Linked DNA regions of Homo sapiens: region 1 is linked to region 2. Evidence: chromatin contacts called from ENCODE Hi-C or POLR2A ChIA-PET data. All regions are on one chromosome and are shown on one strand. Each heading gives the region's core, a stretch centred on a gene start or an enhancer-like site at or near the end of the contact. The rest is flanking DNA. Distances are from core to core; before and after follow the strand shown.

Region 1 (3,080 bases), core at 484-2,983, 34 kb after region 2:
TGTGATCTATGGGCTGGAAAGTGACAACTACTGCTGCTGCTAGGATAGGAAGCTTGGCGCTGGACACCTCAATGTACAGCTGGACTGGCAAAGCACTAAACATGTCCATCACCATGTTTGCTAGGAACGGCAAACTATGAAACCTAGAGATGGTCTCCTCCTCACTTCTGTCTTCCAAATTTTGCATAAGTACACCTTATTGTCAGCACCTAGTTTGCACTTAGAACACCAACTGCAAAGGAGTCTGGGGAAATGTAGCTTTCAGGTTTCCAGCCTCCGAATGAATGATAGCACACCAGGAGGAGGGGAGAAATTCTTAGCAACCCAGTGCTTAGTATTTGGCATCCCATTACATTAAGATGCCTTGAATATTTGCTTAGAAATGTGATATTTCATACTGGCAGGTTTGGACATGCAGGGGTTTGTCTGGTGTTGTTTGGGATTTTTCTAGGTTTTGAGTCACTCCACATGTTTTTGCCACACAATTAATTACTTGTACCATTTCAAATTAAAGGAGACTTTATAAAGAGATACCTATGTGCAGACTCAAGAGCGGACTGAAATACCTGGGAGTCAGAAGCCTAAAGTTTGTGTGTATATTTTTTTCCCTGCAGGTTCCCAATAACTGTGTGTCACCTTCAACAAGATCTCTAGCCTCTTTGGGTTTTTCAGCGTTTTCTCCACTGTAACAAGAATAATGGCTCTCGCCACTTCTCTGCCTCTAAGGGTGTTGTCAGAATTAATGAGACATCAGGGTGAAAAGCTTTCTACATTTTTTTCCCCTCAGAGAATGCTGGAAAAAAAAATAGAAGTAATATCTGTATTTTGTGAAGAACTTTTCTTTCTGCATGTCTTCATAACATTTAGAAAAGAGTTTACAGATTTTTTTTTTTTTGAGCAATGGCAATTACCATAGGTGTTACATATAATAAGGGAACTTTATCTGTCAAGAGAAACAAAGGAGAAACTAAAAACTTGAGTCAGAGAAAGTATGCTCCTGGCTTACTCTTTAATGGAATGAGTAGGAGGGCTGAGAAAATCACAAGTAAAATATTACTGTACAGAGAGCATCTGAAAGTAGGAGGAGAAACTACTTAATTAAAGTTGCCACCCTCAAAGTAGAAAAAGAAAAGTGATACTGACTGCTGACAAGTTGCTGAAATGCCTTAGATATACTGGAGAGAGAAGATGAAAGTTGGAGGTCAAAATCTTTGTGCTTTAGGGTTAAACTGCTCAGATCAATGATAATAATATCACTGATCATTATGTTCCATTGGAAGTTAAACTCTAACGAGTTAAAAATGTTCTCAACCATTTAATTAATTATTCAATGAATTGTTTGTTAACATAGGCAACAAGTACTATATCAATTCTCTCACTTCAGTGGAATGCAATACTCTGGATTCTGATGGGTGTTAATGCTGTCAAACATGCACATCTTAATAAGATTTATTCTTGGCCATCTGTAGATAATGACTTTCTAAATAAAGCTGTTCTTGGAGACAGAAAATATTCAACTCTGATATTTATAGTACTGTCCATATTTATAATCAAGTTGCTTTTTTGTTTAGAATCCTTTGTTTTAGGATGTTAAGCATTTTGGAAAATATTGTGGGGGCACATATAATTATTATTTCTTTAGGGTAAAGTACAGCTAAGCAAGGATAGGCCAAATGTCAAAGAGTGGTCCAGAAGTCAGACTGAGAGTTCAATTTCCTCACCCACTGACCGCACTCACTGAATGCCTCTGAAAAACCATGACTAATCACTTCTTCTTTTCAAGTATCTTATGAGGATATCTTTCTTAAAAGTATTTTATTCAGTTTCAAAAGATTTTTTATTACCTAATGCCTTTTCTCTAACTCAAAACAAATAGTACTTTTCAGTAATCGTTGCCCTTTTCACATCAATCCTTCTCCACATTGGTTGAACAATACTCTTTGGGAAAAAATAAACTGGATAGTACAACATATAGTAAGTTGAATATATAATATCTTCTTCTAATAGGTCTTCACATTTTTGCATCAAACTTGTTGTCTTAAATTCAACATCTTCTTTTGAGTAATAATACTTATGAATAACTTATGGAAAACATTGTTAAAGGTGAAAGTATCATAGAAACAAGAACTCCAGGGCATTTAAATATATCGCGAATGAGGCTTTATAAAGACTATGAATGCTAATTTGTATATCAAATATAAACAGGGTTACTAGTGAAAACAAGGTCCAAATAGGGTAATTCAAAATAGCATATTCATATCTTTTTAAACATCCCTCAGAAAACTATATTTGAAGCAATCAGGATAATCTACATATTTCTTACAAAAATACATTTGTTTTACAAAGAGCAAGATGAGCAATTAAAGTAAAACTATTAAGGATGTTGTAAGTGTCTGGGGCTAAGATTTCAGAATTAGAGTTTGGGATTAAGAAGCAATTTCTTGCATACTAAAGTTGTAAAGGTGTCAATATGAATGTGTGGCTTCCTTGAATAGTGCTCATGTATGCAGAGATCGGTGTTGATAATGCAACTATTATCATTTTTGTGATTTGGTTTGGAAAGGACAGGAAAGGATAATTGTATAAGAGAAGCAATGGTACAAATCAAATGAAAATTCAGATGATCAGCCAGGTCCAAGATGCATGGAGAATGAAGACAGAAACTTGTGAAAGTTTTTGTTTGTTTGTTTGTTTATTTTTAAAAGAGGGATTGATATCTGAGGAAGACCAAGTTACTGGAAGTCTTCAACTTGGAAGTCAAAGAATAAATAGGAAATATGTTTATAGAGAATGTTAGCTAAAATTTTCAGACATTTTAGTTTGCAGGGCATGACAAGATGGAGGGTAAAGCTGTAAGAGTGGGTAGTTGTGAAAGAAATGCAAAGGGAAATTATTGCATTAGTGATCTATTGCTGTGTTACAAATCACAAATTCAGTGGCTTAAGACGATATTAATTATCTCACAGTTTCTGTGAGTCATGAGTCCAGTTACTGCCTAGCTGGATTCTCTTCTTAGGGTCTTACAGTGCTGCAATTAATGTGTTGGCTGGAGTGTGTTCTCATTTGAGATTTGACTGTTG
Region 2 (2,826 bases), core at 125-2,624:
AGTGGCCCTGGGACATAGTCCAACAAAAGTGCTAGGTGGATTGGTTGCAGAGTGGTATCTTCCACAAATTGGTTATGCAACATGATTTTGGGCATTCTTTCTCAATTTTCTTTCCTAGGGATTCTGTGAGCAATCAATACCCTTTTCAATTCTACTTGCAACAAAACAGAAAGAATAGATTTTAAATATGCTGTCACCAAAGGCGCTCCGAACATATTTCTCTTTTCTTTACATTTTATCATGTTGGTGACATCGTAAAGGAAAAGATGCTGGAGGGGGAGGGCATCTTTCAAGGAGAAAAGAAAGATTTATGTTGGTACTTAAAATGAGTTAAAATTTATTTCTAACAATATTAACAGGGACAACAACAGCTGTAGCAAGGAGAGAAAGTGTGTATAGTAGTTTAAAAATTGAAGATGAAATACTAGGATGGTGTCAGAAATTTTGAGTTTAATACTCTAGGAATAAAGTGATTCTGATTAATATGAGGGTGAATTCAGAGACAGACAAGAGTCCGATGTAACTGATTACATTAGCTCCCTTCCTCAATAACGTTGCTGGCTACTGCCAAAACATTCCCACATCTAATTATTCCAGCACTGCTGCCCTTCCATATCATCAAATTTTCATTCTCTACTGGATAATTTAAATCAACATGCACATATACTGTAATATCTCTCACCTACAAAACCCTGCCCTGTTCCTATATCATCTTCTGTTTATATTCTACTCTACTTGTAGCAAAACTCAAGGAATAATTATCTAAACTCATCTTTATTTCCTCTCTTCTCATTCTCTCTTGAACCCACTTCATAAATCTTTCTTCCCCATTTAACCAAAACTACTCTTGTCAAGACCTTTTGTGATCTCTTTGTTGCTCATTTCAACAGTTTACTTTCAGTTCTCAAATTTCTTGACCCCTTCCAACAGAATTAGGCACAGTTAATTAGTCTCTCACTTTTGAACTACTTTTTGTGCTTGGACTTTAGGACAACAAATTCTCCCCTATCTCACTTTTCATTCTTTTCCCTTCTTTTGTGGGTTATCTCTCATTTTTCCAATCTCTAAGCTTTGGAATATCTCAAAGCTCAATTGTTAGAATACCACTCTTTTCTATGTAAACTCATTCCATAAGTGATCTCAATCCAATTTGCTTTAAATGCTATAGATTTCAAGATTCATAACTCCAGCCTAGATTTCACTCTTGTATGTCCAATTATCTACCTGATGTCTCCATTTGAATGTCTAATAGACATTTCAAACATTACATGTCTTAAACCAGACACCTGATTCCTCTATCAATAAACACTAGAATCAGCTCTTTCTGTAATCTTGTCCGTATGTAATTTCTGTTATGCATCATTTGACAATGGGGATATGTTCTGAGAACCATGTCCTTAGGTAATTTCCTAATTGTGCAAACTAAAAGTGTACTTATACAAACCTAGATGTTACAGCCTACTATAAATCTGGGCTATATGGTATGGCCTATTTCTCCTAAGTTACAAACCTGAACAGCGTGAGTGCTGCAGGCAGTTATAACACAATGGTAAGTATTTCTGCATCTACACATGTGTAAATATAATCTTCTGAGACCACCATTGTATAAGCGGTCAATCATTGACTAAAACATTGTTGTATGGCACATAACTGTATACAGTTAATTAAAATTCCATCTCTGCAGTTGTTTAAGCAAAACTCTAAAGTTGTATTTGCCTCCTTTCTTTATCTCACATTCAAACTATCAGCAAATATTGTTGGTTATACCTCAAAATGTATCTTAAATTTGACCATTTTTCAATATCTCCATTGCTACTACTTTGGTTCAAGATACAATACATCTTGCCTGAATTACTGTAAAAGCCTTCAACTGGTTTCCCCACTTGTGCTCTAGACTCCTAGTCTCTCTTTTCCACCTAGCAATCAGTGTGAATTTTTTAAAATAGGTCAGAGTATGTCATTTTTTTTCTATATTCAGTAAAATCCAAAGCCTATTCTCTGACCTTCAGTGCCCTACATAGTCTTCCTCCTGTTACTTCGCTGAATTTAACTACTCCTATTCTCACTTTGTTCACTGTGTTCCAGCCTTACTGGCCTCCTTGCTATTTCCCTCTCACCAAGTACCCACCTAATTTTGCAGTTGTCATTTTCTCGGCATAGGACATAGATAGCCAAGACATAATTTTCTTTTCCCATTTCTTTCTAGTCCTTCTTTAATTGTCACTTTGTTGTGAGACATAACATTCTCCCTAGACCCTATATGTCCATGAAGCTGTCTATGGTACTGGATTATAGTCATCTCTCACTTATTGCCTTAGAGCCTAGGCCTCAGATGGTGACCTAATACCTGCCTTAAAACTTACTTTTCCTGACTCCAATTAACCTCCATAGCTAGTTGCCAGCCCTACCTTTGGTCTTCCTTAATTTAGATCACAATTAAAACCAGCTTCCCACTGAGAAGTTCCTCAAACCTACAGCTCAGTTCTCTGGCCTGTTTCCTCATATTGCCGTGCTTGTTGCTTTCCTTTTGAACTTTGATGATGAAAGAGGGAAGTCTGTAAAACTTCCAGTTCCAAAATGATGGTGTAGAAGCAAGCTGGCTTTACTACCCCAAAAGAAAACCAAAATCAAATATACAGTACCAAGATTATCACCAGCAATATACAAGAACACAAATATGAAAAGGAGACAGTTCTCAGGGGCCACAGAGAACTGAAAAACTCTGAGAAGAAAGTAAAGAATTAGCCTTTCATATCTGAGATACTTCTCTTCCCAATCTGCCCAGAACCAAGTACATGGAAAATTTCCCCCATCTCACAGTTTCTA

What was found. Hi-C counts contacts between places; a loop is a spot of excess contacts on that map. ChIA-PET counts read pairs that join two places held with the same protein, here RNA polymerase II (POLR2A). Pooled maps may share reads with other maps.
Region 1: a loop to region 2 is called in a map of GM11168, with 2.2 times the contacts of the local background. The contact joins two enhancer-like sites. A Hi-C loop is called at or near these places in 8 of 168 maps with a recorded cell type or tissue (CD14-positive monocyte, CD4-positive, alpha-beta memory T cell, GM11168 and 4 more), 21 of 37 single-sample maps with no recorded cell type and 15 of 50 pooled maps. POLR2A ChIA-PET finds 5 or more read pairs at or near these places in 3 of 52 experiments (AG04450, GM12878 and MCF 10A).

What each region holds. Positions count from the first base shown.
Region 1 is chr4:113,821,683-113,824,762 of GRCh38, forward strand. No RefSeq gene overlaps it. Among named protein-coding and RNA genes, the nearest start is that of CAMK2D, 61 kb to the left of the region's middle. Within about 2 kb of position 1,734, at least 2 of the 41 ENCODE cell types and tissues checked have a DNase peak (open chromatin) inside an H3K27ac peak, as active enhancers do; they include CD14-positive monocyte, where a contact is called at or near this core.
Region 2 is chr4:113,788,182-113,791,007 of GRCh38, forward strand. No RefSeq gene overlaps it. Among named protein-coding and RNA genes, the nearest start is that of CAMK2D, 28 kb to the left of the region's middle. RefSeq lists a silencer at 892-951. Within about 2 kb of position 1,375, at least 2 of the 41 ENCODE cell types and tissues checked have a DNase peak (open chromatin) inside an H3K27ac peak, as active enhancers do; they include CD14-positive monocyte, where a contact is called at or near this core.